2 separate regions of the Mus musculus genome follow, and region 2 is linked to region 1. A link is a loop called in an ENCODE intact Hi-C map of the cell type or tissue named here. Cell type or tissue: heart. All regions are shown on one strand. Links, peaks and the distances in the headings refer to the core of each region. The heading gives the core; the rest is flanking DNA. Region 1 has its middle 43 kb from the start of Gm39171. Region 2 overlaps Stox2 (storkhead box 2).

Evidence for each region. A loop is a pair of places that touch in the nucleus more often than their neighbours do. Peaks named below come from ENCODE experiments on the same cell type or tissue, not always from the same donor. Only the 100,000 strongest peaks of a DNase experiment are listed, where the experiment ranks them.
Region 2: a loop joins it to region 1, with 2.6 times the contacts of the local background. A loop is called at or near these places in 5 of 42 quality-filtered maps.

What each region holds. Positions count from the first base shown.
Region 1 is chr8:47,362,526-47,370,525 of GRCm38, reverse strand. It overlaps a transcript of Stox2 not described here. Among named protein-coding and RNA genes, the nearest start is that of Gm39171, 43 kb to the right of the region's middle. In heart, for the core only: a CTCF peak has its summit at 3,402; DNase peaks (open chromatin) are centred at 3,305 and 7,055; H3K27ac peaks cover 584 bases; H3K27me3 peaks cover 4,304 bases.
Region 2 is chr8:47,175,404-47,186,296 of GRCm38, reverse strand. It overlaps Stox2 (storkhead box 2), which reads left to right. Exons shown (of 4, transcript NM_001114311.1): 4 at 1-6,249. Gm51569 (a long non-coding RNA gene) reads left to right here and starts at 10,636. Exons shown (of 3, transcript XR_003947544.1): 1 at 10,636-10,893. In heart, for the core only: no CTCF peak of the experiment used is centred there; no DNase peak of the experiment used is centred there.

The DNA.
Region 1 (8,000 bases), core at 1-8,000:
GGGACCAGAAATGGTTTTAGTTTTGGATGTCTTTGGACTTTGGTATATTTTAATAAACATAATGAGATATCTTGAGGACTGGACCCAAGTCTAAACAGGAAATTCACCTATGTTTCCTGTACTTGTATGTGTAGCCCGGAGATGATCTTAGATGGAATCTTTAGCGTGCTCTGTTTGGACGTTGATGCTTCAAGCTTCTCATGAGTCAGGTGTGGAGTCTTGGATGGGTGGCTTCTTTTCACCGTTCGAAAAGTTTTGCAATTTGGAACATTTCGGGTTTTATATTTTCGGACCTGAAATATTCAACTTGTGTAACAAGATGATCAGAACTATCTGTGGTCTGCCGGCCGCTCCTGCCTCGCCTCTCACATCCAGTCTACTTCTGCTTTTAAAACGAAGCTCATTTGGTTGCCAGGTCGCTCAGAGTCATCGACCACTGAGAATGACGGTTCTGAGTCCACTCGACATTCAGAAAAGGAGGCCGGGAAAACAACATCTTGGAGGCATTTGGGAATACATCCCAGGTGACTGGGGCAACTGGACTGTCCCAAGAACGCAGGGAGGAGGAACAATGAAAAGCACCCCCGGGTCACTTTTACCGTAGTGGGTACGGCAACTCTGCTCCTGTCGGGAAGACTTTAGTTTCCCAGGCAGTCATACAATCTGAAGGAGCCATTTCTATGGGAAAAATGAATGCTGGCTTTGCCTTCAGCCTGCTTTGCTGCGTGCTTGCCAGCGTCTGGCTTAGGTAATTAATTTCCTTATGTAATCCCCTGTTGGAGAAGTTAGATGGATAATGAAGCCACTTGATCCTTTCGTGCTCATTTACAAGACACAGTCATTTCTACCTAGCGCCCAGGTAATTCCCCGTTTCCTTAGCTGTTGCTGCCTCTCTTGACTTGAGCGTTTAGGAATCTGGGGTTGTTATAGGCGGCCTCGGGCAGGCGCCGAGCAAAACCGAGCCTCCCTGAGCATGCAGGATCGTTGCCTGGGCTGTATCGGCTTTCTAGTTCCTTGAGACATGACTGGACTAATTTTTCAGATGCTTTGAATGGAGTAGAGCAGACTGTTGCTTTGCTGTGAAGAGCAAACATGAAAACTCCCAACCTGAGAGTCAAGGCCTATCCATTTCCCTTTAATTACCTCCAGAAGTCCCTGTTAATGATTCAATAGTTATAAAAGTAAATTATAGGTGCTCTGGAACTCCGTTTGCAGTTTCTTTTGACTTTTGAACCGGCTACTGCCAGGCAAAGAGGTGTGAAGTGGTACAACAGTGGTCTGACTCGAATTGCTTGTAACTTTATAGATTTAATAAAGGTAGAGCAAGGCTGTGTCTAAACAGGGTCAGGCTGGCACGGAGGGAATTGCTTTAGGACAAAGAAAAAAAAAATCTTGGCTTCTTGTGGCATACCAAGCTGGGGGCGTTTTCCTATATTATGTTGCAAACTGCTCATCATCAGAGAGGCTCAACAAATGGGTCTGATAAGGTTCTCCGTCCATGGCCTGGTTTGTCCTGTATCACTGTGATGAACATCACGAGGCAGTGTAACTCACGGAGAAGGGGGTCCACTTGCCTTTTGTGTCCTGGTCATAGTCCATCACTGAAGGAAGTCAGGGCAGGAACTCAAGCAGGAGTGGGGACAAGAAGAGGCAGAGAGGAAAGCTAGCTTGCTCGCCAAGGCTTAGTTTGTTTTCTTACACAACTCAGGTCCACCTGCCCAGGGGTGGGACTGTGGACCAGGCCCTCCTCCATCAGTCAGGGGTGGTACTGTGGCCCAGGCCCTCCTCCATCAGTCAGGGAGGTACTGTGGACCAGGCCCTACACCATCAGTCAGGGGTGGTATTATCTCCAGTGGACCAGTCCTTCCCCATCAGTCAGGGGTTGCATTGTCTCCAGTGGACCAGGCCCCCCTCCATCAGTCAGGGGTGGTATTGTCTCCAGTGGACCAGTCCTTCCACCATCAGTCAGGGTGGTACTGTGAACCAGGCCTTCCTCCATCAGTCAGGGGTGGTACTGTGGACCAGGCCCTCCTCCATCAGTCAGGAGTGGTGTTGTCTCCAGTGGACCAGTCCTTCCACCATCAGTCAGGGAGGTACTGTGGACCAGGCCTTCCTCCATCAGTCAGGGGTGGTACTGTGGACCAGGCCCTACACCATCAGTCAGGGGTGGTATTATCTCCAGTGGACCAGTCCTTCCCCATCAGTCAGGGGTGGCATTGTCTCTAGTGGACCAGTCCTTCCACCATTAGTCAGGGTGGTACTATGGACCAGGCCTTCCTCCATCAGTCAGGGGTGGTACTGTGGACCAGGCCCTACACCATCAGTCAGGGGTAGCATTGTCTCCAGTGGACCAGGCCCTCCTCCATCAGTCAGGGGTGGCATTGTCTCCAGTGGACCAGGCCCTCCTCCATCAGTCATTAATTGAGAAAATGCCCACAGACACGCCCACAGGCCATTCCAATGGAGGCAATTCCTCATCTGAGGCTCCCTCTTCACACATGACTATGTGTCTAGGTGACAAAAACTAACTAGCCCAGTTCTGTTCTGTGTGGTTGTAAATACATAATGACTTCTTTCCAGTCATGGTTTCTGAAACACACTTGAGGTTGTTGTCACCACTTGTAGGTGAAATAGGTCACAGTGAGTTTCAAGATTTTGGGGGGTAGGCGGTGGAGAAAATCTTTTCTTGTGTTTGTTTTCTTCCTTCCTTTCTTCCTTCACTACTACTACTATGACTTCCTCCTCCTCCTCTTCCTCTTCCTCTTCCTCCTCCTCTTCCTCTTCCTCCTTATAGTTTTTCGAGACAGGGTTTCTCTGTGTAGCCTTGGCTGTCCTGGAACTCCCTACAGAGGTAGACCAGGCTGACCTTGAGCTCAAAAATCCACCCGCCTCTGCCTCCCAAGTGCTGGGATTAAAGGCACGAGCCACTATAGCCTTGTCCCTTCTTTGTTTTTTTCAAATACAATTTTATATGATATCTTAGCCTATGAGGATAAGAGCACTCTTTTTTGGGCGGGGGAGGGCAGAGGACTAAGAATGCCAGAACATTTTATCTCCCAAAGTCACTTCAGTGTGTCCTGTAGGGCTGTTCAGAATTTAGGATGAAAAACCATTACAATGGTAGAGTAAATGGTTTTCGTATTTTTTTTTTCACTAACGTTTCCACTCTTTAGACTTGTGCTGTCACACCCGTGGACTGAGATGTGTGACTTCCTGGGAATTGACGTTTAGAACAGGGCTTGACAATGGTCAGATAGTAAAGTGTCTATTTTTGGCTTTATGGGTCAGACAGTCTGAGACACAACAGGCCAGCTTTGTCATGTGCAGTGGAGTCAGAACTGAATGAGCCAGATGCCCTCCATAGAGCTCCTTGGGCACCAAGATGTGAATTTCCTACTCTTTTCTCTAGGGTGAGCTATTGGTTTGAGTTTTGCTTGTTGTCTAAAAATGGGCAAATGGGTTGTAATTTCTGGGTGGGGTTCGGTCTGCGGGCCCTGGTTTGGTGATTCTCGCTTTAGCTTCTCTGCAGGCAGTACTTTTGTCGATGAAATGGCTACATTTCTCTGGCTTTCAGAGGAAGGCTTTTGAAATTCATTTTGGCTTCTCTGACAAGGTCTTTTCCTTTCTTGAAATACAGCAAGAGCTGAACGTGGTCACCTTGTGTCACAGCGTCTGTCAGTCCTGGACAGAAATGCTCCCCGAGGTCAACTGTGCTCAGAGACAGGAAATTCCAGACTAGGTCTACAGGCCACTGAGCTTGGTTATGAACTGGACAGACTCGAGTGGGTGAGATTACAAAGTCTTTGTGTTGGTTACATCCCTCATAGCTCAGACAGAGAATCTGACAGAAGCAACTTAAGGGAGGAAGGGTTTATTTTAGCTCACGGTTTAAGGGACCGTGCGTGGTCCGTCATGGTGGGTGCAGTTCCAGATTGTGGCATCTGGAGTAGCTTGGGGCTGTGGCTCTGCTACATTGCAGGGTTAGCGGCAAAGCAGTTGGCTGGGTTGGAAGCAAGGCTGGGCCGAAACCAGCTTGTCTCCAGTGACCTATTTCTGCCTCAAGCTTCACCTTTAAGAGAGTCTACCAGCGGGGAACCAAATGTCTCAAATACACAAGCCTAAGGGGGGGGGGGGGATTTTATATTCTAGCCGTCTCAGCCATCATTGCAGATGTCATGTTTGACTTTTGACCCAGTGTCTCATGTTCCCGAGGGGGAAGAAGAGGAAGAGGAGGAGGAGGAAGAGGAGGAGGAAGAGGAGGAGGAGGAGGAGGCCTGGGGTGATGCCAAGGTGCTCTCTATTCTATGTGAAACAGCTGAATTTTCTAGAAGGGGCTTTGTCTGTAAAGTTAAGAACACAATGTCTCTGCTACTGTTTCCCAGACCATGAGCGTTTCATTTGTTTGTCCATCCATCCATCCATCCATCCATCCATCCATTCATCCATCCATCTATGCAAGAAGCTCTCCTGAACACTCACTGTTATAAGGGCTGAACCTCTAAGGGGTGCAGGAGAGTCTGGGTTGCTCTCTGAGAACTGACATTGGTGGGGGTGGGCTCTGGCCCATAAGCAATCAAAGGTAAGGCAGGGTGGTAGTGCTTGCAGAGTACGGGGTTGCAGGGGCATATGTGACGGGAATATTGAAGGTCTCAGACAGGTGGCACTAAAGCTTGAGCTCGGGGCCCTGAATGAGTGGAGCCACAGAGGAGACAGGTGTGGAGAGAAAGATACCAGAGGAGGTGGTGGCTCCCAAGTGGTTTGGGAGGTGGACTGAAGTTAAGGCTGCTATAGTGTCTTCTGCACCAGTGTCCAGACCGATCTTTATCACGGACTAGAGACAGAAGAACCCTGTACGTGTAGATCCCACACACAGGCCCACATGGCGACCTGGCATGCATGTGTGTAAGGATGTACGTGACTGAGAGCAGAAGCCACACTCAGTACACTTACTCCGCTCCAGTGTTTTATAGCCTGCCCCCTCTAACCACCAACCCACTAAACGGACTACTTAATTTCTAAGGGTACACAGTGCATGGCTCAGTGAACATTGTTTTATGCGTTACATCCTATGGGAATTCCATCTTCTCATGGCCTTGAGGATGAATCAAGGCTGCTAAGGTGCGCGACCCCTTTGTGTGCATTCTGTAACGGCTGTGTCAGGAGAGCTGCAGAAGTGTGCAGGTGGAGAATAGATCAGAAGACAGACCAGAGAGGAGTTGATTGCAGTGTTAGCTGGCCAAAGCATGGCATGGGAGCAGGAAGGGCCGTTTGTGGGGAAGATGCATGCCCAGGTTTCTACTGTGTTTCCCCTTGGAAGCTTACTATCTCTGTATAGCAACTGGTAGTAGTACAATTGTACTGAGTTGTCTGTCCCAAGCTCAGAATTTGGGGAGCCTTTTCATTCAGACTGTTCTGAAGTAAGGAGCTCCCCCCCCCCCATGTAGACGTTCATCTATGCACTACACTGTACCTAAGCTTTACTGCTTCAACCACGTAGCACGGAAAACCGGAAATAGATGCTCAATGGGGGTACTTGTGAGGGTTGGATTGTCCATCTGCGATGCCCCAGGGAGTGCCCCTTGAGAGGTACGGAGAGAGCAAGGAAGTCTCATGGAGTCACCCATACAGCTTATAGATTACCCATCCACCCCAGGTTCTCTTGGCGTCAGTACTCAGTCGCAATGGCGGATGCTCTAGAGTGTAACTGTTACTCATTGCTCTCTTCTGATCGCATCTGGATTGGTCTGTATAGGCTGCTGTAGCAGAACAGGTCTGGGTAAAACCCTACAGTCTGTCTCCGGTGATAGAATTAATTTGCTACAGTTCTGCAATACAGGAGTCAAGATCTTTTCCTTTTCCTTTTTTCTTTTCTTTCCCTGCAGAGGCTCACTGATTGTGTAGTCCTCACCTGGCAGAAATGGAGGGGCTCCGGTCCCTGTCCCTTCCTATAAAGACCCCAGTTCCATCTTAAGCGCTGTCCCTCGCCCCCTATCGAATCACATCCCAAGGCCTAACACCAGTACCTTTGGGAGGGCGACGTTTCCATGTGAATTTTGGGAGGACGAGGGTGCTCACTAGTAACCTTCCTCTAATTTCTTTATTTCAATTTTAACCGGAAGGGCAATGGCAGAATGAACCCACCCCGGAGCAGAGGGTTGTTGGATTTCTGCCTTTCCAAGGCCCTGTGTTTTCCTCAGCAAAGATGAAGAAGTTAACTTCCCAGCCTCCAGGTTGAGTGGTAGGAGTTTGGTTCTCTGTATGTGACCCTGGTTAGCTGTGACCTCTTGATTCCCTTGCCCTGCCTCCCAAGTGCTGGGATTGCAAGTCTGTGCACCACGGCTGGCTAAGCGTTTAAAGCGAGAAAGGGAGGAGGCCGGAGCAGATACATCCACAGAAATGCACTTCTGTCATCAGTAAATACCTATGCAGACAGTTGAAACTTGTGTCTCTCTGTTCCTGTTACCTTCTTACCCAAAGCATGATGCAATATTTCACAATGACATTACCTGATGGCAATTATATAGCTCGTGTTTGTGTATGTGTGTGTGTGTGTGTGTGCATGCGTGTTGTGTACATGCATTTGTGTGTCTCTTTGTGTATATGAATGTGTGTACTGTGTGTTTGTGTGTGTGCATGCATGTACATGTATGTGTATGTATGTGCATGTGCATACTGTATGTGTTTGTGTGTGTGCATGCATGCATTAGTGTGTGTGTGTGTGTGTGTGTGTGTGTGTGTGTGTGTGTGCATGCACACAAGCACACACACATATAATGAAATGCAGTGCACACAGAAATGTCTAGGTTTAGATGAGGGCTCTCTTCTCTCCAGAATTTGTAGTTTGGAAACCTATGAGAACTCAGGCAGCTATGTATACACACACACACACACACACACACACACACACACACACACACATTTCATAACCACTTACAGCAATCCTGTCATGTTGTTAGACATGGCTGTCTGTGACCTCCACTTTAGAGATCAATAGCAGAAGTGAGCCAAGAAGGGAACGTGGGCCAAGATCCTATCACAGCACAGCGACAGCCGAGATGGAGTCCAGGCCGGTGGCTGAGGGCTGAAGGCTTGTGTAACTGTCACAGCATCTGCTTTCTGCAGCCTCCCGGGTGGTGAAAAGCGCTGTCTAACTTATCTCCAAGGCCCGTGACAGAGCTTCCTGTCTCCATGTCCTGTGTCCTGCCAGTGCCTGCCCTGTTCGACCTTTTTAATTTAAGTGTTTGGAAAATTTGGGAAGAGGGCACGTGCATCCTTTCCTCTTTTCTAGGAATGTGTCACCTTCTGTCACTGTCACTTACGGCTAAATCCTCTAGGATGCTAGGGACAAGCTGATATTGACTAGAACATTTTTTTTTTAAAAGGCAAAAAAAGGCGGTTCTTTGATATGCTGGCTGAGTGTGTCCAAAATGTAAATTTTGTTTCTTTGAAATGCAGTTTGAAAGCAAGGTAGTGGAAGGGAACGTGTCTGATTAGACAAACAAAAACAATAGGACAAGAAATGAACCATCGCTCCCTAGTGTTGGTGAATCTCAGGATAAGCACATGGTTCTCTCCCAAGAAGAGTCTCTCAGGACCTTCTCCCCAGGGATGAAGAGATGTCACATCCCTGGGCTCTGTCTCCTAGTGGCGCTTGGAGTTTGGGAATTAATTTGTAGAGTGGCTCCCTTCTGGCAGATCAGTTTATCTCCAGGGGACACAGGGATACAGGTATCTGAACCTGGGACAAAGCTGGTTCCTGTACCCCAGTGGGGGTGGGGTGGGGTGGAGACAGAGGGGTGGAAGCATACTTTAGTCTTTCTAGGCTAGGAGGCAGGAGTGCAGTGTTCCTTTTCTTGAAGGTTCCAGGTCCGTACAGAGGGTCACTATGCACTCTGCCAACTGTTGCAAATCCCTGAAGGGTCCAGGGCAGCCCTTGTCCCAGTCCACATGGCTGTGTGTGGACTGAGGCCCAGAGATCCCAGAAGCACCTCTTGACATCA
Region 2 (10,893 bases), core at 628-8,627, 180 kb after region 1:
AAAGACAAACATCTCAAGCACAGGTTGGGGGTTACTTGAGCTGTGCTGCTAAGTAGGCTAGGGCAAAAAAAAAAAATCTTCATTTTGGAGTATTGCTTTTCACATGTATGGCTCTGTAGCAACCGAATAGCAGTAGGGGAGATGTGCACACTTCTGCTCCCGCGTCACTAACTGTATCTGAGCACACATAGGAAAGTCTACACACTGTAAGTGGAACATGTGTTTTTCAATGTCATACAGTTGCCAATTTCCATTCTGAAATGCCACAGAGTTGTGTTGCTCCCAGCCGGCCTATAGGGAATGGGGCCACGGAACTAATCCTTGATAGCCCCACCTCCCTCAAAAAAAAAAAAAAAAAGCTGCCACAAAATGTAAATGTAGGGGTGTCCATTGTGAAAAAAAATCAATGCCAAACTGGGCAGAAGGGACCCCAGCCCTTTGTGTGTGAGTCCTTTAAAATACCAGTCATTTTTCACTGTGAGTTTTCACAACACTCTTGCGGGAGGAGCCCATGAGAGTGGGTCAGAGGTCCCAATGGATGGACGTAGTTAGAGTGTTTGTTTTCGCTCTTTTCCAGCTCACTTGATGCTTGTCTTGAGTATTTTTTTTTTAACCTTCCCTAATCACAGTCCGGAATATAGGCCTTTGAAGTGGACAAAGGAAGGGAAATGCAGTCTCACAGAGGGGGGCAGGGGCACAGCACTGAGTGCTGGAGGAGGGTGCGTGGATGACCCGGAGGGATGAATCAGATACTGGAGCAGGATACCTGCCTCCTTGAGACACTTAGGATGAGCGAGCTTACTATACTAGATGCAGTGATTAGTTTGTTGGGAAACAAAATGTTCTTTATGATACAAATGAAGAATGTGGCCTGAGGGTGTTATTCTTTCTAATGGAAGGGACATAAATCTATTTTATGTAGTTTTAAATAGAATGCCTAAATTAGGCTGTGGGAGATGATTTTTAGTGGTTGTAAGAAAGAGCAAATTTAGGGAGCGTTGAACTTCAGGCCTTTTATTCCTGGGAAGATATCTATAGAGACAAACATTTAAAGTAATTTTTGATTAGAAATATACATGGGCCCTTATAATGGACAGTAGAATGTCCTCATTCTGCTGGTGTGGTATATTCTTAATTTGTACTCCCCTAAAATGTATCAGAATGACAATTATGCATTCATGAACTATGCCAGAGTAATGTTTACAGATACTTTGTAATGACTTCAGGAGGCACGTTCGGGGGGGATTGTGTGGCAGTTCCCTCATCTTTTACAGTGGTTTCTCCACACTCTGGTTTATGACGCCATGCTCAGTATCAAAAGGCTTGGCAGGAGGGGGCCCACTAACCATTGCTCTTCAGTCCTACAGGAAAGGCGCTTCTGCCAAAGTCCCTGTTTTCTGAGAAGCACTGCATACATCTGTAGGTACTGGAAATCCATCTGCACCAGGGTTAGATCTAATCCCAGGAAAATGACCAGAGATAAAGTTATATTCAGTTTAGTGTCAGATGAGTTTTGGAGCCATATACCATAATGAATTCATAAAAATCAATATAAAATATTTTCACTCAAGATTCTGGTAACGAGCATATGTTTGTGAGCTACTTCTTTTTCTGTGTCAGACTTAGTCACGAGCAATGTGTTTAAGGGGACACAGTTATATGAAGTAGGTGGAAACACATATACTCATATTTGGTCTGCTATTTGGAAGTTGTGTTGGGTCAAACTGGGCTCCTTAAGTTTGGTATACATTTCTTTTTTTGTGCTTATTGTAATGAAGCTTAAGCAAGATTCTCAATATACCGCTTCATTGTTGAAATGCTTTAAGGCAATTGGCTTTGAATCTCATACTTTACTTCCTCCCAGGCATGCCTCAGTTGTCCAGAAACACACTGTTTATCTTATCGCTTAAGTCATGTCCAGAAAGAGCAACCATGTATCTTATATACTATGTAGTCTGTTTGCTTAAGGAGCCATATACCATATGATTCCTAGATCTGGTCTAAATTAATCCCCCATGCCCCCGAAAAAAACCAACCTGCTCTGAAACTTTTGGCATACTCAAGTCATAAATAATAGGACCATTAAAACAATACATTAGTCTCTGACCCTCTGAACGTAGCCATTGGAAGAACCGAGTGCCCTGTGAACAGGAGAGGACGTAACTACGTTTAAGTGAAGCTTTAAAATACGAATTTTTGATAGTTCACAAGAAACAGGTTTACAGAAGGCGTTATTCAAACAAAATGTGTACACTATTTGCCTAATCATTATGGAGTACATGATTTAAAAATAAATAAACAAAAGAACCTCCCTTAGACCAGCAGCCATTAGCATAGCAAGATGGGCTTTAAAGATGATATACCACACAAACAGACATGCCGTGGAGAAACACTCCTGTCAGAATCTAACCTGGATTCTTGAATAGAGGAAGCATTGGTGGTGGGAAGCACATGGCAGATAGGATATGCGCATGTGTCTAAGATGGTCTCATCAAGATGGTGAGACTCTTGACTCTCACGGCCTCGGGCTGAGGCCCTCTCTGGGCTTTGCCAAGATTATTCTCCACTGGAACCACAGCTTTGTGTTCCATGACGACATGTCTAGTTTTTAGAGTTTATCAACAGAAAAGTTTACAAAACTGAGTCTGGTTGAATCTCTGTGAGGCATTCAACTTTAAAGGGTCAACACATCTGTCGGCATTTTGCACACTTATATATTATTATGATACAACATATTACTTTATGGTAATTTTTATTTTTTACATATAACTACCTCCATGAATCTGATGAAATGGCAGCGGTGTGTTAAAGTGTGTTCTTAAGACAAAAAAAGCAATGTTTCAAACGCTTTTCAGCAGTAGGCCATGGTGTTGCATGTGTGTCGGTGACTTACCCATTGGACTCATGACTTTTTTGTTGCCATGGTTTTCTTTCACAACATCCTTTGGCTTCCAACTGTAAGCCTGTTGTTCCCCTTCCTTTCTCCCTTCTCCCCCATGAAAGCACATCTGATTTGTTACAAATGAATGAACATTTTAAAATTACTGTCTTCCCCGCTTCTCTACTTCTGTTATTAGAGAGAGAGAGAAAAAAGTTCTCTTTGGCAAAGAGCCACTTGGTAAACATTTAGGAAGTTATTAATTCCTATAGCAATTGAATTGGATTGCTAGTGCCCCCCCCCTCCAGTAAGAAAAGACATGAGAACTTTGAAGCACTTTGGGCCTCTCTGCTTTTATCATATGCTACCCTATGGAGCCCAAACTTCCTTCTTATTAAAAGAACTGTGCCGTGCATTCTGGGATGTCTGTTAAGCAATTTATCTACCGTTTGATATATCTTACACATCTCAGGAGACCTTAATGAGTGCAAAAATAGGATGTGTGCACACCCAATAGGGAAAACCAATAGGAAAGAAGAAATGAGAGCAGCCAGGTAGAAATAAGAAATGCCTGTGTTTTATATGTTGGAGAATTCACATTCAGGAAACACAAGTGGAAAGGGAATGTGGAGGAGCAGTGATTTAAACACCAGCTGTTCCTAAATGTCTCTTTCTGAAAACGTTACAATGTACAATGAAATTCTATTGTGGCTGCCACCAAGACAGGAAGGGGGTGGGGGGTGGGGGGTGTACCTAGAGGAACACCCTTCCTCTTTTAGGTTAAGATAGCTTTGTCCAGTCCTACCTAGGATTAATCCCTTGTCACCACAAAGTGTACTTGAAGGCAAAGCTTGTGATGTCAGTGATGGGCACAGTTCTCACCAGGCCATTTGGGAGAGGTAGCATTCTGAGCTTGTGCTAACAACCAGTGACTGGTAAAGTTCCGCAGCTCAACTGGGCAGCTCAAAATGCTTCTGAAGCGTTAGCTGCACAATGGCAGAGCAGGTCCTGTGGGTCACACGCATGCTTGACAGGAGCAGACAAACGGAGTGACTCAAGATCCCCCAGAAACACAGTGGCAGCTCTCTCTCTCTCTCTCTCCTCTCTCTCTCTCTCAATGACCTATTTTCTATCTGTTTGATAGGCCATGGTGAGACATCACTAAAATGCTATTTTTATGATGTGTGCTAATAAAGAAAACAAATGCAGCTTGACACCTTGTCCATTTCATTCAAAGAGGTATGGGTGTTTGGAATCTCAACACCTCAGCACCCCTTTACTGGTATTGAGTTAGGAAGTGCGAGATGAACAAGTCCACACCAATACCACTGTCGTCAAAGGCCAGTCCAGACATCCACCTTTGTTTACAGTTTCTCGTTGGGTTCCTGTCATTTCTGTGATAACCCCATCTTCAGGAACATTGGCTGCTCCAGGCAGTGGAAGGTGCTGAAACAGTTGTTTGTTTTTTTTAAGTTTTCTTTTAAAATATTTATCAAGCACTCTTCACAGTGCTCAGCTACATACCATCCACTAAACTATATCAAGCCCTGCTTTGTAGGATCTGGGAAGCTGATCCAGTTCTAAGAGTTTTGTCAAATTATGAGATAGAAGGTCTTTGACATCTGCTTTCTCCTTTCCCACAGACCAGTCCCACACCCAACTAGCAGTGTAGCGCAGACCACAGTAGACACAAGAAGTGGTGTTTCCTTTCCCTCCCACCCTCACCTCCCCACCCCCCACCCCCCACCCCCGCCATTGTCAAAGCCATCCAATAACGTCCTGTGAGCGAGGGACTCCTTGGCCCGTGTTTAAGGCTTGGGGAAATTAGAAACAAGAAAAATGAATGCAAAAGCCATGGGAGGCATTGTTTTTCTTTGGGCTAGTTAAACATGGCGGAAAGGGATTGCTATTGTCCGAGCTTTGCCAAGAAATACAAAAAGAATCAGCTGTCACCTCATCCTTCTGGAAGAAGGTTTTATAGTATTAATGATACAAGTGATATTTTCCCATGGAGTTTTCCTTAGGATACATTTCATGAATTATACACAGGAGACATTTTATTATTAGATCTCATGTGTTTGCAAAAGGTACTGGCTTCTCCCTGATTGATGCCCGTCCCCTTGGCTTGCGTCAGCAATGCAGAGGGGCTCCGTGGTGACGGCTTCTATGATCCATATGCCTGTGTCGTTATTATTGTTGTTCACAGGCTTAATGGTTGCAAAATTTAGAATTCGGCAAAGCTCCAGGGGAAACGAGCGGTCTTGTGATTGTATACAGGCAGTCAGAGGCCTTTAACGGCTCATTGCTGGCTTCACTTGTGAACACACACACCCGTCCGACTAGGAAAAGGGTATTTCCGAGTGAGGTACCAATGGCTCTGGAAAGGCAGAAATGGAAGGTTAGAGCCAGGCTGGTCCTTGTGCACCTGCCTACCTCCCTGTCCAAAGGCTGACCTTGGTACCCCCCATTCCCCTACTCTTGCCCCAAAAGAGGTACCACATCTGAGACCTGAGCTCCCCTCCAATCCCAGTCCTCTCCAGCTCCGGGACCTTCATCCTATAGAACATTCTAGACAGCCCTGACTTCCTTTCCTCTGAGAGTTACCCTCTCTGCCTCCTTGTCTCCTCCTCCCACCTAGATACCTATTCCACCACCACTGTTTCCACATTGGAAGAGCAGAATACTGTGTAGTATTGTGCACGCATGCCAGTTAGGAGTAGAGCTGCCCTAGAGTCACTTCATGTAAGTGTCAACAGGTACAAATGTAAAGTCCTTAGAGCAGTGACACCTGTACTCTCTGGAAGAGAATTCAATTTGACCCTCCAAGTTCCAAGGGATCATGGCTCTGCAGGTGTCTTTCTCTGCGTGGCTGACTGTGACGATTACATTAGGGTCAATGAGCTAAGAAGTACATGTGGGATTCACTATGTTAGGAAGGAGTTTTGCAGCCAAGACTGCCTTGAATAAAAAATGTTTTTGCACTGAAAAAAAAAAAACTTTAAATGACTTGGTCTCTGGTTGCTGTAAAGGTCATCCAAGATGGATGTTCTGTTTATATTGTATAGTATTTCATAAGAAATAACTGCAGTTCATGAAACGTCTTCCCTACTGTTACTGATTTCTAACAGCACATTTGTAACATGGTTTTTATCGTGTCCGTGTACCATATTGTAAATGATGATTCCTTGTCATCCTTAGTACAATAAGTTAAAAGGAAAAAAAAAAGGACAGGGATTTTTGTAAGTCTATATTTGAAAGTCCCTCCATATGGTAATATTGTGTTCATGTTGTATATGTAGTGTTGTGTGAAATATCCATTTTGGATTGTGTTACTTTTTAAGATATTAAATAACATTTGGTTATATGTGTAAGTGGATTTTTTTTCTTTTTTGATACTCGAGAGATAAATTATTTAGAGGAGGCCAATTTCCCTCTCTGATTAATGTGAGTTTTGTAACAGTTCTGTTGCACGTTTTTTTTTTTTTTATTACAGTTTTAAAATTGAAAACCAAACATGGAGTTCCTGTATCAAAGTTCTTTCCCTGTGGACTTGGAGAAGATCACATTCGGGGGTGGTTTTAACACAGGACAGTGGTTAGAGCTGCGTGTGGTCCCATTTTGTATGAAATTATAGACCAACATGGTTATTTGGGGGGGGGGGAGTTTCTCTTATAAAACCACTCATTTAAAAACTGGTGACATGAGTTAAATGTCCCTCAGGTAACTCCTGGGACATTTGTCCATGTAGTCAGAAGGCAAGAATGCTTACGTGTTTGTTCAGTGGTCTTCAAGATCTAGCAGTGGGTTTAACATAGAATCTAACAGTATTCAAACAACCGTGGGACGAAAAGAGTTTTTCTTTTTAATTGTGCCTAGAGTTGAGGCGATGACTCAATAGAGTACTTGTTGTGTAAACGTGAGGACCTGAGTTCAAATCCCCAGCACCCACATAAACTCAGGGTGCAGGTGCTCCTCTATACTGAGGCTGGATCCCTGGAGTTTACTGGCCAGCAGTCTGGCCAGACTGTTTAACAAAGGGTTAAATGAGAGTCTTTCTTGAGAAAATATGGTAGAGAGGGACTGAGAAAGACACCTTACATCAACTTTTAAGTCTCCATATGCACACATGTCCGAGTGCACATGTGTGCTCACACATCGAGACATGCGTGCATCCCCCACACGCAAATGAAGTTGTGTCTATATTAAACATGCATACATGGATAGACTTCTTCCTTGTCAAATCTCCATAAACAATAAGCCATAATACTCTCTCACCACATTTGCATTACAGTAGGTATTGTAGTCATCAAGATATGGTTTAAAGCTCGTCATCTTTAGATGTGCATTGGATACATGTGAACACTGGAGGATTTTCTGTTACAGTTGAGGGTTTGAGTATCCATGGTGATCCTGGAGCCAATTCCCTGGGGCTGGAATGGATGCCTTTGGATTCTTTTGAGTCCCCTTGGTGACAGGCCCCCTCCTAGGTGATGGGTCTTTGTGGAATAAAGTCCATCTTCTGAAACTAAAAGTGATACTCTGTCAAATGAACAACTAAACTAAGAAACAGCCTATAAAACCCGAACACTAGACCTCCACAGTGGAGACCAATTTTCTTGGAAAAAGCAGAACCTAACACAGACTTCCAAAACTTGCCTCAGACAATGATCTTGTCCTCTGAGTTAATTCGAGGAGCTCAAAGTGATGGCTTTCAGGGACAAGCCTCATTTTGTTGCTCCCGTTTCAAGCCTGTCGATGTGGGCGGCCACAGGAGTGTTTTGAGGCATGAGATGGGGATGAGCCAGTGCGTGGTCATTCTCTGTGCTTAGGATGGTCAGGGAAGGGCACTGTGTGTGCACTTCAGCATCATCCAGTGAACTGGAGGCATGGAGGAAATAAGGGAATTTCATAAGAAGATTGATAGCAGGCTTTGGCTTTGTTTGAGAGAATGGTCACAGTTCATAAACGTCTTTTCATTCTAAAGGAAACAGCGTGGTTTTAACTTCTTTTTAGAGTGGGGAGACTTTTTTTTTAATTCTCCATAGAAAAAGTCCAAGTGGAATATAAGTGCCTCCTACCCCATTGGCTGCTGTGAAATAGAGAAACACCGAATAATAAAAAGGAGTTATTTGCCTGACTTTCATAACTTATTTAACTGGGAAATCTTAGCCCTACTCTGGGAATACTTGGCTTTACTGATAGGCCTATTTTCAGGCCCAGTGGCTCCAGACTCTTTCTGTCAAACCAGTGGTTCATCTTGTAACCCTTGGGACAGTGTGTGGCGATGTCTGCACATTGCACATGGCCTCGGGCAGTGAGGAAAATCAAGTTTTTTACACTCAGGAGAGGCAGGGTAGAGTTATTGATGCATCTTGAAAGAATCACAACAGGAGGATCTTGAGGCCTGAGCTATGCCTCCGACAGCAGATATGAAAAGCGAGACGGAGTTAGTTGAGATCCATAAAGGCAAAAGTGACTTTGTAGTTTCCTTCTTGGATATATCTAAGAGTTTAGGGCCAGACCTAATGCCCTCAAAGTGGGTGAACAACCTCAGGTTTAGCCTCAGCTCAATAACAAGGCTGAGCATTTTAGGTGAGTACTTTAGCCTCCGGGTTTCATAAAACAAGTGCCGTTTTGGTCACACCCCTTCATGGTTTCCTTGTTTCTCTCTATTGCAAAATTGCACACATTATTTTCTATTACTTCAGATTTCTTTGACTTTATTAGACTGCCTAAAGACATTTTTGTGATTATTGTTGTGTGACAGAACCTTCCCCTAATGAATAAAGATTTCAAGGGACCAATCACTTGGCTAGAAGGAAGAGGGACTTCCAGGTCAGAGAGCGAAAGAGGGGAGGCAGGAGAAAGGTAAAGCCTTTTGGACAGGAGAGAGCAGGAGAGAACTGACTCCTGCAAATTGCCTGCTGATCTTAAAACACGTAACGTGCACACACACATTCAAATACATGAAAAAACATGTCTAAGACTTTTTAAAGATTTATTTGGTGGTGGTGGTGGTGGTGGTGGTGGTGGTGGTGGTGGTGTGTGGGTATATACCAGTGTGCATGTTACTATAATGGCCAGAATAAGGCATCAGATACCCCTGGACCTAGACTTGTAGCTGATTTCCCGCTGTCTAACATGGGTACTAGGAACTGAACTCGGGTCTCTTAGACGAGCAGGAAGCACTCTCCAGCTCCTCAAAACGTTTTTAACAGAAAAAACATTTTTAATGTTAATTTGTGACTGGTCTAAATTATTTCTAACCACAATGGAACTGTTATAGTTTAAAATTCCTGTTCACAGTGCCTTCGCCCAAGTCCACAGACCATGGATCTACCATCCTCTTTCTGCTAACCTTTGTGTTAAGAGCATTTTAACTGCCAGCTCTTCTATGGGAATCACCGATCTATGCTCACTCGGGGTTAGGTAACTAACCAGCAATGTGCAAATATGTCTAGATAGGTATGTGAGTAGATTACTGATAAGTAATTGCAGTAAACCAAACCGATTCCTTTAAAAGTATGTTTATCAAACACACTGACAGTCCATATGTGTGTGTATATGATGCACTGCAGCCTCATCCCGTGCTCTTGCTCCTCCCACCCTTGCCCATCCCCCTTCTCCCTGGAATTATCTCATTTTCATGCTTTTCTGTTGGGTTTTGTTTTGTGACCCAGCTTTAAACAGGACATTTATATCACTCCCTTTAAGGCAGCAGTTCTCAAAATCATGGGTTATGACCCCTTTGGGGTCAGGGTCACATATCAGACCTGCCATGTATATCAGGTATCTACCATGTATATCAGATATTTACAGGTATCATGGTATCTGCCATGTATATCATATATTTACAGTGTGAATCAGAACATTAGCAACAGAAGGAGCAATGATTGGGGGGTCACCACAACATAAGGGACTGTATTAAAGTGTCACAGCATTAGGAAGGATGGGATCCACTGCTCTAAGGCTTAGGGAACATTGGGGAAGAGAGGGCAGAATGCGCAGGCCCAGGAGGAGTGGGGCGGCGGTGCTGGATTGCTGACTTAGGGATATGACAAGGCTGTTGGAATCACGAATGTACAGCTCCTGTGCTTGCCTGCACAAGCCTGGGCCTGTGGGTATTCAGTCAGAGCCATTCTTAACAAATTGCAAAATCGCAAAAAGTATATTTTTATATTTATTTGCATTTCAAGTTTTCAAGAGGAAGGAATTATTTTTCCATTAGAAAATCTTCCTTTCTTCTCTCCTTCCCTCCCTCCCTCCTTCCCTTTTCTGTGAACCCCTTCACTTCCTCATCTTACCTTCACTTCTTTCCTGCCTTCTTTATTCTATCATCTATTTGTCTATCATCTATCTATCTAACAATCATTTATCTATCACCTATATATCATCTATCTACTAATCATTTATCTATCATCATTATCTGTCTTCTATCATTTATATACCAAACATCTATCTATCAATCTCTCTCTCTCTCTCTCTCTCTCTCTCTCTCTCTATATATATATATATATATATATATATATATATATATATCATCTATTTACCAATCATTTACCTATCTGTCTGTCATCTATCTATCTATCTATCTATCTATCTATCTATCTATCATCATTTATCTGTCTATCATCTATCATCTGTCTATCTATCATCTACCTATTTTTCATCTCTCTATCTACCTGTCTGTCTATATCTATCTACCTATCATATACTTATCTATCATCTATCTATCTATCTATCTATCTATCTATCTATCTATCTATCTATCTATCTATTTTATAGCAACTATTATCTATTTATCATTGATCAGTCTATCATCTCTGTGTTTTGCCTGTAAATGGCAGTGAAACAAAAGATGTCTGTATGACCAACTCTCTGAAACATGTGTCACCTTGGGAAATTATTCTGTACTTTTCAAATATCTGTGGTCCAAGGCAGTGTCTTCCGTTCTTTGCCCCAACATCAGTATGGAACTTTCTCTTTCTCAACAGTGAATGACTCTGTGATCATCT